Linked DNA regions of Mus musculus: region 2 is linked to region 1. A link is a loop called in an ENCODE intact Hi-C map of the cell type or tissue named here. Cell type or tissue: left cerebral cortex. All regions are shown on one strand. Links, peaks and the distances in the headings refer to the core of each region. The heading gives the core; the rest is flanking DNA.

Region 1 (8,346 bases), core at 181-8,180:
CATAATTCTAAAATTTTTTTACCATGTTTAGTTGTAAAAAAATAACAAGAATAGGCAGACAAAATCCTCAGGCATACATTACTGGTTTTTAGTGTCTTGTCTTTTTGATATAAAGAGCAAACTGTGAATTTTGCAATAAAAATACTTCTCAAAAGTTAATCTTTTCCAAAACCACGCAATAAGACAAAATATAATCTTTGCTAAGTTAATACTTCCACAGTTTTAACTGAGAACGTGACTTTTTAATCAGATTGTATCATGAATTAAAGACCATCATTAACTATAGATCATACACACACACACACACACACACACACACACACACACACACACACACAAACTTGAAAAGCGCCATGTCCAACAGTTTTCCCACCAATGAGATCCCATCAGCTCCAGTCCCACCAAATGAGAATGAGGACATCACCCCAGTTTTAGGTCAACTTAAGCAAGCTTTGTTTTCTATTATACAGGGCTGACTCCTTAAAGTGGGCTTGAGGCAATGACCATGAACACAGGAGACAGTGGGGTTCTTATAGCTTTAAAAAGCCCACAAGACTAGGGGATTTCAAAGAGTTGAGAGATTTTTTTTGGTTACATAGAAATCTGGCTGAACATCTCAAAATTATTTGCAGAGCATCAGTTTTATCAAGGTAGAAGTGATGGTACAAAGTATATGATGTTGAACAGGTCAAATTCCAGGAAATTGGTTAAGATGTGGTCAAATTCAAGTTTTACAGAAAAAAAAAATGAATAGACTTATTTTGACCTTGCAACTAGATGGCTTCAAATCTTAAGATGGACTCAGGCTGGTCTATCACCAACTTCCTGTATCTGGAACAAATAATAACTTGTGGATTTGATGTTTTTAGCAATATGATCTGTTAGATTCAGTTCATAAATTTTAATTCTCTAAAAGATGCTTGAAATGATTAGGAAAGAGCAACTTGAGGTAAACAGCTGCTGCTGGTTAGCAGAAATACTCTTCCCACCTGACCCCTGCCGAGCTGACACAATGGCTTCTGTGGCTCTGTTATGACTCAATCTCGTCCTGACATTTAACAGACCCATATAATTTCACTCCATTTTATATGCACCTTCCATCCTCCCCAATCAGGGACCATCATTATCCCTGCTTGGAGCTGACTCAGATGCGTGACAGAAGTCAGCTCCTTGTAGGTTGTCTGCGCCCAATTCCTCCTGGTTTGCTTCTAGAACAATGGAGAAGGTTGGATTTCTTGTAGAATTCAGTTAAAGTTTGAGGCATGTGATCTATTGATAAGAGAGTTTAATATAGCTTGTTCCTACACACAAATCCATAATTCAGTTACTACTCCAACAAACCCTAGTTACTGGCAAGAGAAAAATAAAAAGAGGAAACAAGGCAAACATGACAGGAGAGTTGAAGTGACAGGTGTACGGTTAGAACTGCCAGTTCCCACTGCCAAAAGGCTGAGACAATATGCTGTTAATAGAACACAGGCATTTCTCACTCTGCAGTGACGTCCTGGGCAACCATGCTCAGGTGGGATGAACAAGGGTTAAAGCCAGCTTGGCTCTCCCCTCAACCTCCTGTGCCCAGATTCAATCATCTTCAATCTATCTGTGCTCTTGCTTCACATGTGTGGAAGAGGGCAAAATACGTAAGCCTTTCATTTTATCTTGTATGCCTGTTAGAAAATGCAAAAATCCAACCAGAAAGCTGGGTATGGAGGACACATTGAACTTCAGTCATCAGGCTACTGACCCCACGATAAGTAAGCAACCCTGAAGCTACATCAGAAGCCAGAAAGAATACAGTACTTGGTACTCATTTAGAAATATATGATGAAGGAGAGCGAGGTGTATGTGGTAGGTGCTACCTAGCTTCTCGTGATGGGTATAAACTGTCCTGCTCTGTCTTTATAACAACCTCCCTAGCCTTTTGTTATTGTTGTTGTGCTTTTTGAGAGTTTTCATTTGTTTTGTTTTTCCATCCTGCCCTATCTCTGCTGGGTCCCCTACCTTGCTCGCTGCTTTTACCTCAGTTTGCATTACTGGTTTTGTCTCCCCCCTCCTCTATTTTCCTGGTTTGGAATATTGCTTCTAAGATTAATAATAAAGAAGTAATAATCTTCCAAATATGCTCTTCCTATCTGCCAATCTATGGGCAGCAATTCTGGCACAATCCTTAATTGAACGGTTCTTTTCTCTTCTGTGGTCTTTGCTTTATTGTGGATGCAGTGGCCCATGCTGTGCCTTTCTGCCATCACATTTTCTTTTCCAATCACTTCCTGCTCTGTAATTCTGAGACTACAATTCTCCAAAATTAGACTTTATTAAATTTCTATTTAGAAATATAAGTCATTTCCTATCACTTCCAAGATGAATTCCAAACCTGAATTGTCTGGAAAGCTTTTTACAAACTTAGCTCTGGTATACAGCAATGTAATATTTACACAATATAATATTTGTGTAGAGAATGGTGTTGTGTGTGCACGTGTGCTTGTAGGTATACTTTGTGTGTGTGCATTTCCGTGGTGGGAACAAGGTTATGTTGCATGTCTTGCTCAATTGTTCTCTGCCTCATTAATTTTGAGTTCTTGAACTGGAGACCACTGATTTGACTAGATTGCCTGGCCAGCAAACCTTGCAGATTCTCCTGACTACAGTGGTTGCAGGTATATATTGCCATGCCTGCATTTCGGTGTAGGGGCTAATGATCTGCATTCAGGGCCTCATACTATCACAGCTTGCACTGATCAATCCATCACTCCAGACCTTATTTTTAAATGACAAAAAAAAAAAAAAAATACTGTATCTTTATCTATGTCCTGCTCACACACCTGAGTAATTCAAAAGCCCTATTTACAGAGATAAGGGAGTCATCTTTGAAAGTGCAAACTGCAGTTGAAGAAGACAGCATTTTCTTGTCTGAAAGCTTCCTTTTTACCCCCTCCATCGTCCCTGGGCTAAGCCAACTCTTACACCCCCACACTGCCGACATCTCCTCCCTCTTCTTGGATTCAGCCTTGAAGGAGCACAGCTATGATATTGGCAGAGAGCATGCCAGGAGGAACAAGTCATTGGGTTCTGATTTTAGATGGATTGCTTAAAACAAATCTCACCAAAATAAAGGAACAAAATAAACCTTTCAGAGTGCCAAGCTACATACTCTGCCAGTGTCTCCGGTGTGCTTTTGATTAGCTGAATCATGTTCTGTTAGAATTCATGTGTAAAAATTCTATTCTCTCAAATCTCTGAATGTGAGTGTGTTTGGAGCTGGTATTTGTGACAAGGGTATTAAGGGAGAATGAGATCAATAGGATGGATCCTTACAGGAAGAGGAAATTAGACAGAAACAGAAGGATAACTACATGAGGACTGAGGGAGAAGGAGGCTGTCTTTCAACAAAAAGAAGAGAGGAGAGTCCCAGAAGAAGCTAAACCAACACATTAATCTTTGACTTTTAGCACTGTGAGGACATGGGTTTCTATGGCGACAACCACTCAGCACACGGTGCTTTGTTATGGCAGTTCTAAAAAGCTCATACAATCTATAAACACAGCCTGGCACAATGTTTTGATTTATTGCCATGTACCACACTTTGTTCTATGCAGTTTGTATATATTTAACTTATTTAATCTTTAGAATAGCTGTAAAAGGGTCCTATTTATACCTCTGTTGTGTGGGTGAACAAGCTCCATTGTGGACAGGCTAGTTAATGTTATTGGATAGAATAGCTAGAAACTAGAGGGGTTGTGATTTATAACTGCGATGGGTTTGAATACAGTCTGTGCTGCCTGCTGAATTCTATTCTATATTCTAGAGTTGGGATGCTCCTGACTTGCTGATTTCTCACTTTAAAACATGATTGTGAAGTTCTTATACATTCTACAGGTGTTAACTCTCCCATTTCATAAAAAAAAATTAGCTCTCTTTTGTTCTTGTATCTACATTATGGCTCAGATTAACAATCTCCTTCTTTGTGTACCAATTTCACTGCATCACAACCCCTATGTTGGTTGCAATTGATTGCAATTGAGGTGTCTGTCTCACTCCCTAGACTGGGTGAATTGGGTGTTAGGGGAGCTATACTTAACATTATATTCTGAAGGATGGAGCAGGGGTGGGTACCACACTACAGTGAAAGCAGGACTTGTCAGTCAGTGATACAACTCTTAAAGCTTGCTCTCCTGGATACTGAAATCTCTTTTCTCCATCACTTTGTGCATTTACAATGCATTCCAAAGAAGTACAATGGTGTAAATACCTAACACTCATGAATCTGTTATAGTGTACTCCATTAGGAAGAGAACTCTGACCCCCCCAGCTCTGCTTCTAAGGCAGTGCTGGGCGATGCTAAGTTTCTGGGCTCACATGTTTCACTCCATATCGATAAGGTAGTGGTAGCTAAAGATCATATCCAGGCAGCCGCATTTCTCAAACATCACTCATTTTAGCAATGAAAAAGTATTTCTGCTATTTCTTTTGTTAGGAAGCGTTTTTGTAGTGCATGCTGCCTTTGGAGAGAAGAATTCAGGTAAATATCTTTCAAATTTGAGCCAGCTACTACTTGAGTGTAACTTCTGGTTGAAAACCTTTAAATGTCAACTAACCACACCTGGGCTACAAATAATTCAGCTTTATCTATGCTGAAGTACTTAAAACAAAAACTGTGGGCTGGAGTAATAGACCAATTGTTAAGCTGTTCTTCCAAAGAATCAGGGTTCAATTCCCAACCCTATAGCCCCCTGTAACTCCAGCCCCAGGAAATGCAAGTGCCCTCTTCTGGCTTCTGGGAGAACTACGTGCACATGGTGTACAGATAATAGTCGCAGGCAAAACACCCACACCCATAAAAATAGATAAGTTTTAAAAATAAGAAAAAATATAACTACACCCAATATTATCAATGAGATTCCTAAAGTGGCTATACAAATGTACACTCCAAAAATAAATGATCACTCTAGATGCTCTATCAACATTGGTACCTGCTGTTGTCAGTTTTTGGTGTTATTTGTTAATTATTTTAAGTGTGTGTGTGAGTGTAGTTAGTTGCATGTGTGTTCAGGAGCCAAAGGAGGCCAGAAGAAGCAGTAGAAGCCCCTAGAGCTGTAGCTGCAAATGGCATTGTGAGCCTCCAGAGGTGGGTTGTAGGAACAAAACTCAGGTTCCTACGAGAGCAGTAATACTCATGATAGTTGAACCATCTCTTTGGCTCTAGTCTTCAGTGTTTTAATTGAGCTGATCTTGTAGATTTCGAACTCAATGTCATTGCTTTGGTTTCCTGATACTTAATAGGATTCAGCAGCTTTGGACCTGTGTGCTCCACATGGAATACCATTTCATGCCTTGTTGTTCCTCTTCCTACTGATTTGTCTATTTTCCAGGATGAGTTATAGAAGCTCTATGATTTTTTTCAGTTTTAGTGCAAGAATTTGAGTATTTTCTCTGATTATTGTCTTTCTACTTTTATTGCTTTGAAGTAGTTTATTAAAAATGGCCCCCATATGCCATATGTTTAGATGCTTAGTACCTACTTGGAAGATTGTTTATGAAGGATTTGGAAGTGTGTTCTTGCTGGAGGAGGCATGCCTTTGGAGGTGAGCTTCAAGGTTCTGAAAGTCCTTACAAGGCCTAGTGTTTTCTGTATGCAACTTATTGATCAGATGTGAGCTTTCAGCTATGAACTTCTGCACCATGTCTGCCTCACCATGACATGTGTTCAGTGATTAATTCTATGAAACTGTAAGCAAACCCCAATTAAATATTCTTGTGATTTTGTTGCCTTGATCATGGTACTTCATCACAACAGTAGAACAGAAATATAATAGTACAGTAACTAAAATATTCTTCTTAATTTTAATGTAGTTTATCAATCAGCATCTTATCTATAACTGAACTATGCACTTATCATATCAAGTGACCTCAATATAAGACTGGAAATGGGAAGATATATTGTTTAAAATACATATATTTCTACATTTTTTAAAAAATTGTTGGTTATTTTATTTATTTACATGTCAAATGTTATTCCCCTTCCCAGTTTCCTCTCCACAAACCCCCTATCCCATTCCCTCTCCCCTCAGTTTCTAGGAGAGAGCTCCTTCACCCACCCACTCCCACCTCACCAGCCTAGCATTCCTCTGTGTTGGGGCATTGAATCTTGACAGAACCAAGGGCCTCCCCTCCCACTGATGCCAGATAAGGCCATCCTCTTCTATATATGTGGCTGGAGACATGGGTCCCTACATGTGTACTCTTTGGTTTGTGGTTTAGTCCCTAGGAGCTTTGGGGTGTCTGGTTGGTTGATATTGTTGTTCTTCCTATGGGGTTTCAAACCCCTTCATCTCCTTCAGTCCTTCCCTTAACTCCTCCATTGGGATACCTGTGCTCAGTCTAATGGTTGACTGTAAGCATCTGCATCTGTATTGGTCAGGCTCTGGCAGAGCCTCTCGGAGTACAGCCATACCAGGCTCCTGTCAACAAGCACTTCTCAGCATCAATAATAGTGTCTGGGTTTGGTGTCTGCAGATGGGATGGAACCTTAGGTGGGCTGGTGACCCTGTGTTCTATAAGAAACCATGGTCATGGGTTGGTAGAATGAACAGTAAAAATATCCACCCTACCAAAAACAACCTACAGTTTCAATGATTCTACTACATCCATAGCAGCCTTATTTGTGATAGCCAGAAGGTGAAAACAACCCAGATATCCCACAATGGAAGAATGGATACGGAAAATGTGGTTGGTTTACACAATAAAATATTATTCAGCTATTAAGAACAAGGACATCTTCGGTATTCTAAGTTTCTGTGCTAAGATCCACTTATTAGTGAGTGCATATCATGTGTGTTCTTTTGTGATTGGGTTATGTCATTCAGGATGATGTCCTCCAGATACATGCATTTCATGTGTAAATGTAGTATTTCATTGTGTAAATGTACCACATTTTTTGTATCCATTCCTCTGTTGAGAGATATCTGGATTGTTTCCAGCTTCTGGCTATCACAAATAAGGCTGCTATGGATGTAGTAGAACATGTGCCCTGTAGCATGATGGGGCATCTTCTGGGTATATGCCCAAGAGTGGTATAGCTAGGTCAATTATCTTAGGAGCCTTCAGATTCATTTCCAGAGTGGTCATAGCAGTTTAAAATCCCACCAGCAATGGAGGAGTGTTCCTCTTTTCCCACATACTTGCCATCCTGTGACCTGAGTTTTTGATCTTAGTCATTTTGATTGGTATGAGGTGGAATCTCATGGTTGTTTTGGTTTGCATTTCCCTGATGACTAAGGATGTTGAACATATTTCCAGGTGCTTCTCAGACATTTGAGTTTCCTCAGTTGAGAATTCTCTGTTTAGCTCTATTCCCCCATTTTTTAATAAAGTTATTTGGTTCTCTGGAGTCTAACTTCTTGAATTCTTTGTATATATTGGATTTTAGCCCTTCATCAGATGTAGGATTGGTAAAGATCTTTTCTCAATCTGTTGGTTGCTGTTTTGTCCTATTTTCAGTACTTACAGAAACTTTGCAATTTTATGAAGTCCCATTTGTCGATTATTGATATTACAGCTTAAGTCATTGGTGTTCTGTTCAGGAACTTTCCCCCTGTACCCATGTGTTCAAGGTTTTTCCCTGCTTTCTCTTCTGAATTAGTGTATCTGGTTTTACGTGGAGGTCCTTGTTCAACTTGGACTTGAGCTTTTTTCAGGGAGATAAGAATGGATCAATTTGCATTCTTCTACATGTAGACTGCCAGTTGTGCCAGCATCATTTGTTGAAAATTCTGTCTTTTTTCCACTAGATGGTTTTAGCTCCTTAGTCAAAGATCAAGTGATCATAGGTGTGTGGGATCATTTCTGGGTCTTCAACTCTATTGCACTGATCTACCTGCCTGCCATGCAGTTTTTATCACGACTGCTCTATAGTACAGCTTGAGGTCAGGCATGGTGATTCCTGAGATACAATTTGCAAAACACATGAAACTCAAGAAGAAGGAAGACCAAAGTATAGATACTTTGTTTCTTCTTAGCATGGGGAACAAAATACCCATGGAAGGAGTTACAGAGACAAATTTCAGAGCTGAGTTGGAAGGAAGAATCATCCTGGGATCTATCCCATAAACAACCACCAAACCCAGACACTATTGCATATGCCAGAAAGATATTGCTGACAGGACCCTGATATAGCTGTGTCATATGAGGCTATGTCAGTACCTGGCAAATACAGAAGTGTATGCTTACAGTCATTTATTGGATGGAACACAGGGCTCCCAAGGAAGGAGCTAGAGAAAGTACCCAAGGAGCTAAGGGGGTCTGCAACCCTATAGGAGGAACAACAAGGAGGAACAACAAGATGAGCTA
Region 2 (8,346 bases), core at 55-8,054, 180 kb before region 1:
GCAGGTATAACTGGAGCAGCAACTGAGAGTGCTCACCCTCATCCACAGACAGAAAGCCAAAAAGCACAGCAGGGATGGCTTGAGCCCTTTGAACCTCAGAGCACACTCTCAGTGACACTTTTCCTCCAAGACCACACTTCCTAATCTTTCCCAGAACAACTGGGGACTAACACGGGGCCAACTGGGGACGAACTATTCAAACATATGAGCTCATGGGGCCCGTTTTCACTCAATGCCTTGAGACTTGCTAGTGACATGCTAGTCAATGACTCTGTGAACAGAAACCTGGAGGTAGTGGCAATGGTCAGTGACACATCCTTTGCTGAACTCTCCCTTGAAAATGGTATATTTGCCATTTGTAAAAACATTACTCATCCTTTATCAGCTCCTTCAGGAAACCAGACACTTTTCATCCATGAATCTTTCAACAACTCTGTCTTCCTATCTCTTGGGTCCATGGCCACTGGAGTACACTTTACAGATTGTGAATGATTTTAAATCTGACTCTCTACAGCCCTGGATTTCCTGATATTCTTCAATGAGTGCTTGGTTTGATATGACTCACTGTGTGTCCAGTAGAGCAGAATCACAAAGAAACCAGATTCTTGGCATCAATGCTCTTAGCTCCATTTCTCAACTCTATTAATTTTTTTCCCTCAGCAGAACGTTAAAACGTGATGAATTAAACATTACAGTAGCCAGTTAATGTACTAGATCATCTTTCCACACCCCTGAGACATTTCCCTCTTATGATCATCTGTGCGAACCTGGGCCTCGGATTCTGTGGACCTGGCTGTTTGTGGAGACATGACACTGAAGCATCATGTAAGAAAACTTCCACACTACATGATGCAAGCTCTGCTTCTTTCAGAATAAAAAAGAAAAACAAACAAAAGAGAACAAAATACTACAAACCAGATGACCTTGGGACTTAAGTTCATACATTCATATGCATACAGGTCTGAGCCTCTACATGGGCTCCATATTCTTGTCCTAAAATGAGGTTGATCACAGTAGACTCATCTCCCTCAGATGTTAATATTAATTATGATTTGTAAGTAGCTTACAGAATAGTGGTCTTCCATAAAGCTTCTTCATAATCTCTATTTTTGGTTATAGCTCTCCCCTTCCCCATTTTTGGTTTGATTTTGTTTTTAAATAGGATCTAATGTACTATGGTTGGCTTCAAGCTTACTATGCACACGAAGATAACCTTGAATTCCTAAACTTTCTGCCTCCATCTTTTACATGCTGGGGCTGCAGTTGGAACTCATCACACTGAGCTTCCATAGTTCTAATAATGGGGTCTATCTTTCGTTACTGTTTCAAAGGCAGAATTTTGGGAATTTCAGGCTTCCTAGACCTCTCCTTTATTCTGTCTTCATGGATTCCTTCCCTATCTTTTTCTGAGAGGAGCTGTTTACCTTTACCTCCTCTGGTAAATCTTTCTAATGATGACTGTTTCCATGGCCTGGAGGCTTCCCTCCTGGAATCTTGAAGCAGGATCTGTTTTCTTTTTAGACCAAATGGGTCTAGTTCTAATATCTATGTATTAGAGAGGTGGCAGCACAAAGTAGGAATAAGGTAAAGAATAGGCCAAACCTGCCGGGGCGGTGGTGGCGCACGCCTTTAATCCCAGCAGTTGGGAGGCAGAGGCAGGCGAGATTTCTGAGTTTGAGGCCAGCCTGGTCTACAGAGTGAGTTCCAGGACAGCCAGGGCTACACATAGAAACCCTGTCTCGAAAAAAAAAAATAGGCCAAACCACTAGGCAGACAACTTAAATATAAGATGTACAAGTAAAAACAGATTCTTTAGGCAACCACTATTCTGGTGCACAAAGCCTGTTGTGGGTGCACAAAGAAATTCTTGAATTCACCATGGTCACTGCCCTCACAAGTATGCACTTTAGTGAGGGGTTCTTAATCAGGGGTTCTACTGCTGCAACACAACACCATGACCAAAATGAAACTTGTACAGCACAGGGTTTAATTTGGCTTACACTTCCTGATCATAGACCATCATTGGAGGAAGTCAGGACAGGAAGTCAAGCAGGGCTGGAACCTGAAGGCAGGAGTTGATGCAGAGGCATAGACAGATGCTGCTTTCTGGCTAATTTCCCATGGCTTCCTCAGGCAGCTTTTTTTTTAATAGTTCCCAGGACTACCAGCACAAAGCTAGAGTCACACACAATGGGCTGGGCCCACTCCCTTTGATCACTAATTGAGAAAATGCCTCATGGCTGGATGTCATGGAGGCATTTCCTCAATTGAAGCTCCTTCCTCTCTGATGTCCTTAGCTTGTGTCAAGTTGATATAGAAAACCAGCCAGGACAGAGGGAAAGATCAAAACACATAAACTGAGAAATAAAAATATCTGTTTGATACAAAAAGAGACACTAAGAACATTGGTAAGTATGGACCAGACAAAACACCAATGAACCCATATTTTATGTGATCATACAGTGGTCTCTAGATTGCAGAGACATTCTTACTGTTCCTGGGTTCTGGGAATGCACCTCACCAAAATAAAAAATCATTTGGAGAGAGGCCGCTATCCATTGGAAGCTATCTGATGATCTATCACTTAGGCACTTGAATTTTAAAAGCAACTTCATTTTTCTGGAGATATTAAGCTTGACCTTGGAGTTTGCCATGTACTTTCCATTAGGGATTAGAATATCCCCCAATACCAGAAGCAGATTTTCATGTCTACCCAGATGCAGAAAAATACATGAGTAGGAAGAAATAAGACATCTTCAATTTTCCATTATAAGCCTGAAAGTTTGGGATATAATTTAGACACTGGTGAGATAAGGAAATATAAACCATGGACTAGCCTTGCCCTGGATTGTTTTCTCCACAACTGAAAGAATTTCACAGCAGAACGGTTTCAGTGGAGGCACACACAGAACTAGGTCCATCTGTCTCAAGCCACAAATAGAAAGCTTGTCACAATGGAGACAATATTAGTTAATCTTTACCCAGGAAACCATACAGTGGTGAGTGTTGTTAGCATGTTTTCAAAAGTAGGGTGTTGCTTAACTGTGGTAGGAAAGTCACATTAACAAAGAAAAAATACCTCCCTGAAATACGGTTCGTGAGAACCGCATCAAATCCTTCTTGGCCCTATTGGTCAATTTTATATAACCTTGATTCTGGGCAGTGAAGGGGTGGAATGAAATTACTGTACTGGTCTTTTTAGACACCCCCTCCTTCTTCCAATGATAGAGCAGTGGAGTGACAGTTCTGGATTTGGCAGCATGGTCAATGGGAACAAGGAGGAGGAGGGAAACCAAGATAGAATCTGCACCTACTCCTAGCTACTGGTTCTACTGTTACAGCTTGAGGTGGTGGATGGCCACATGCAGAATACAGTACAGCAGCCAGCACCCTGCTCTCATTTGTACTGAGACCTCCCATGCACTGTCTCACATTTGCAGAGACTTTCCCCATGTCAAGGCTCTGGTCCAGCCCTAAGGTGGAGTGTTTTATCAGTTACATGCCTTTCTTTGTGGTTTATTGTTGGGTAGAATGGTTAGACTAGACACCATCTGATAACTACTTCAGCTCTAATTCAGGGAAGGAGGCTATTACTTGTTTCGTGTGTAAGTAGCAGAGGTATGCAGGTGTTGGCTGCTGTTAGCTTGTAGCTTTGCATTTAAGTAGTATCTTGTTTAAAAGGCAGTAGGAAAATTATATAAATCAGATTTTTTTCTTCTTTCCAGCGACTAGACTTAGTCACACACACCTGGATCATCTTGGATGTCTTATAATTAGTACAGTGTGAACTGCCTTTCATCTCATTTTGCTCATATGAAAAATCTTGCTAAATGGATAAAGTGACATTTGTTTACGTACTCCCAGTGTTTTGTCCCCGAGAAGATCAGCAAATGCAATATTTACTCTGAATGACATGCTCCTGTCACTATAAACCTCCTAAGAATGTTTGACGAAGTTCTGGCTTCATGCATGTAGCTCGGGTAGGAAGATGGCTGGGGGCAGTTAGCTTTCTATTTCCTGACGAATCTGGCCCTCCTTCCATTTGTTCGTTTGCATGCTTAGTGGAACTTTTAAAGGCATCTACGTCTTCCTTTATTTTGAACAGCTTGCATTAAGTGTCACAGTTCTTTTCTCTAAAGTTCTTGTTCTTATTAATGTGGCCATTATGCTCATTGATTTCTTCAGCCTCTTTGTTCCAAGGTACTGCTTCAAATTTGGAGTCAAATGAGCATTCCTTGGAACATGTACTTGTACCAAACAGCCTTAGCCAGAAGAAGGTGGGAGTGGGTGTATTTTACTGAAATTAGAGTATTCTTCATAAACGAGAGAATATAGTGGAGAGAAAATAAGTGCAGAGTTACAGAAATGTTTCTTATTCTGCCAAATTCATTTATCCTCAAGCATCCTCTAGATGGTATTTTGATGTGTTATTGGTAAATCATTCTAATGTCTTGTCTTCATTCTAGGTGGATATTTATTTTGATTCAACCTGACAGCTAGCAAACATTCTGTTATAAAAAGCCAGGTTTTGAAAAGCAGGGATGTTACCAAGGGGATGAGAAGAGAAGCTCTCAGATCATGCCAACTCAAACTGTGAAGTAGGAAAAAAATGATATATTTTGTCTCTGTCTCTCTGTCCCTCTGCCTCTGTCTCTGTTTGTCTCTGTCTTTGCATCTGTCTCTCTCTGTGTGTCTCTGTCTCTCTCTGTGTGTCTCTGTCTGTCTCTGTATCTATCTCTGGTGTGACTTTTAAAACAGATTGTCCCCTGAAATACCTAGTGTCTTCATTAGTTCTCTTGAGTATCATTCTTTCATACATATCATTCTACCTGGCCCTGTATAACACAAAGAAACATATGTTCTGTATATATTGCATGCCAAGAAATCTCCTAGCACATGAGCTTCAACACTGAATAACTTTATGATTGAAAAGAATCTTTATAATTTAGTGAGATACTCCTTTTCCATTCCAAAAGGTTTCAGAATGGGTGCATAGCATACTGTTGATCTAGTCAAGTTCTACATGGGGGAATTAAAGTTATATTTATGGGTTTATAGAAAGAAAGAATAGGGAATTCTACATAGAATTAATGTTGACCATTCATGGACTACACGTTGTTCTAAAGACTATGGATGTGGAAAACTGATTTCATCCTTCCAGCAGACTATTTAGGAATAGAAATATTATTATTTTACTCATATATTAGGGGACAAAGTGAGGGTAAGTTATCAAATATAACTAGTAAGTAACAAAGACAGTTTTGAATTGGGTAAAGTCACTACTCTTCGATCTAGAACATAAATGAAACGAACTATAAAGCATGTATATATATATTTTTAAATTTTTTCATTGGGTATTATGGTATAGTGTTATATAAGAACATTTTCATATAAGCATATATTCTGTGTTCATCCTACTCTTCCTACCTATTGCTCTGACTTTCCCTTTTATCACTTGCTTCTACACACACACACACACACACACACACACACACACACACACACACACATATGGTTTTATGTATCTGTATAAAATCTATGAGTCACAAATGAGAAATACCATGGTGCTTATCTGAGGCTGACTTAATTCACTTAATATGAGTATATCCAAGTTTATTCATTTTCTTTGGGAATAATAAAACTTTGTTATTCTTTGTCCCTATATAGGTATCTCTGTATTGTATATATATACACACATGCACATACACACTATCATATATGTAGATGGTCTTTGCTACTTTGTGAGTTCTTTGTTTTCCCCTCCTCTCACTCCATCCCTGTTTCAACACTAACAAGAGATAGGAAGATAGATCAGAGAAAAGAATTAGGATAATCCCTCAATCTAATTTATTTCTTTTTCTTTCTTTTTTGACCACAGCTATGAATACACCACAAACAACCCCCTAAATGACCATCAATCAATCACCCATCATGCCTCTCAGGGCCTTAGGATATATTTACCCTCTGAAAGTTTTCCAGAAATCCAGATGTCACACAATTGCAGAATTCTCTGCAGTTGGCAGGACTATGCTTCTGCTAGAACATGGGGCAAACCATGGTCTGCTGCTGAGGACCATTCCAAGAAGCCCCACATCTCAAACCAGTGATTAAAATGAAAGCATTTTAATTTCTTATAATATTTCTATGTTTTTTAAGAACTCAAAATTTTAAAATTCCCAAATTCTCAAATTTACACACACACACACACACACACACACACACACACACACACACTATATATATATATTTTTTTTAATCAATTTTGTTGCGTTTGGACCCAAAGTTGGCTATTGTGAATAGTGCTGCAATAATCATTAATGTATAGGCATCTCTTTGATATATTGAAGGGAAGTTCTTTGTGTAAATTGCCCAGGAGTGGTACAGCTGGATCATATGGATCATAGTGTCTTGAGAAAACTCCACATTGTTTTAGACAGTGGCTGGAAATGTTTACATTATAACTAGCCATATTAGGGCTCCAATTTGTCTACATTCTCACCAACATTTGTTCTCTTATTAATTGACATTCTGAATAGAACAAGTTAGAATCTCAATGTAATTAGATTTTCATTTGTCTTATAGTGAGGTTGAGCATTTTCTGTGTTTATTACTCTTTATATTACAGTTCTTGAGAAATGCCTACTAGCCTACTTATTGTGCTACTTAACTTCTTTTCTTCAGTTTTTTTTTGAGTTATGAAAATATTTAAATAGTAATTCATTATCAGGTATATATCTAACAAAGATTGTCGCAGTCAGCTACAGGGCCCCCAATGGAGGAGCTAGAGAAAGTACCCAAGGAGCTAAAGGGATCTGAAACCCTATAGGTGGAACAACAATATGAACTAACCAGTACCCCCCGGAGCTCGTGTCTCTAGCTTCATATGTATCAGAAGATGGCCTAGTCAGCCATCAGTGGAAAGAGAGGCCCATTGGTCTTGCAAACTTTATATGCCTCAGTACAGGGGAACGCCAGGGCCAAGAAGTGGGAGGGGGTGGGTAGGGGAGTTGGGTGGGGAGGGTATGGGGGACTTTTGGGATAGCATTGGAAATGTAAATGAAGAAAATGCCTAATTAAAAAAAAAAGAAAGAAACAGTCATGGCTTTAGCTGCAATATATTTATATCAGGCCCCTCTAGTGTAGTCTACTGATCTATGTGTCTGTGTTTGTTTTAGGACCATGTTGCTTTGGCATTTTGGTTCCATAGTAAAATTTGAAATTAAATGTAGTTATACCTCTAGAATTATTATTTTTCTTAGGCTTGCTTTTACTATTATAGAATTTAGTAACTTAAACAATTACTGCTAAAATCATGAACAAAATAAGGCTGACATCTCTCCATATCTCTTGAATATAGTACTTGAAGAACTAGCCAGAGCAATAAGAGAACTAAAGAAGATTGGAAGGGGGGGTGGGGGGGGAGACACAAATTAGAAAGGAAGAACTCAAAGTATTGCTATTCATAGATAATACAATAATATAATACTTATGTATACATAAGTGAACTGAAAATTTCTACCAGAGAATTCCTGTGGCTGATAAACTCCTTCAACAAAGGATTTGAATACAAATTATCTTAAAGAAATCAGTAGCCCAGTCTGTGCCCAGAACTGATCCTGTGCCACAGCACTCCATACCCAAATACTGTCAGGAGAGAGCTGGTCTCCCAGGAGTGCCAACACTCTTGTGAGCACAGATAAAACTACCACTTCTGCTCAAATTCCTCGCCCAACAGGGACCCACTCAGAGCCATCAGGGCACAGGAAGCAAGGAAAAGCCAGGGACAGGATTTTCCCGGTTTCTGTCTGCACCCCAGAGCTGACCCCGTGCCACAGCTCTCCATACTCAAATTCCTCCCAGAGAGAACTGGTCTTCCAGGAATACTGACACAGTCTCATATGAAGGACATGCCACAGTCAGAGACAGCAAGACCAGCTAACACCAGAGATAACCAGATGGCGAGAGGCAAGGGCAAGAACATAAGCAACAAAACCAAGGCTATTTGGCATCATCAGAAACCAGCTCTCCCACTACAAAGAGCCCTGGATACCCCAACACACAAGAAAAGCAAGACTCTGATTTAAAATCAAATCTCATGATGATGATAGAGGACTTTAAGCAGGACATAAATGACTCCCTTAAAGAAATACAGGCGAACACAGGTAAACAGCTGGAAGCCCTTAAAGAAATACAGGAAAACACAACCAAACAGGTGAAGGAATTGAACAAAACCATCCAGGATCTAAAAAATGGAAGTAGAAACAATAAAAAAAAATCACAAAGGGAGACAACCCTGGAGATAGAAAACCTAGGAAAGAGATCAGGAGTTATAGATATAAGCATTAC

The links. A loop is a pair of places that touch in the nucleus more often than their neighbours do. Peaks named below come from ENCODE experiments on the same cell type or tissue, not always from the same donor. Only the 100,000 strongest peaks of a DNase experiment are listed, where the experiment ranks them.
Region 2: it touches region 1 in a loop (2.8-fold over the local background); 2 of 42 quality-filtered maps call a loop at or near these places.

Annotation. Positions count from the first base shown.
Region 1 is chr4:15,589,366-15,597,711 of GRCm38, reverse strand. No RefSeq gene overlaps it. Among named protein-coding and RNA genes, the nearest start is that of Gm24317, 210 kb to the right of the region's middle. In left cerebral cortex, for the core only: a CTCF peak has its summit at 4,769 (motif pointing left); DNase peaks (open chromatin) are centred at 3,015 and 3,561; H3K27ac peaks cover 376 bases.
Region 2 is chr4:15,764,964-15,773,309 of GRCm38, reverse strand. No RefSeq gene overlaps it. Among named protein-coding and RNA genes, the nearest start is that of Calb1, 110 kb to the left of the region's middle. In left cerebral cortex, for the core only: no CTCF peak of the experiment used is centred there; DNase peaks (open chromatin) are centred at 3,227, 3,996, 4,257, 4,531 and 2 more places; H3K27ac peaks cover 1,610 bases.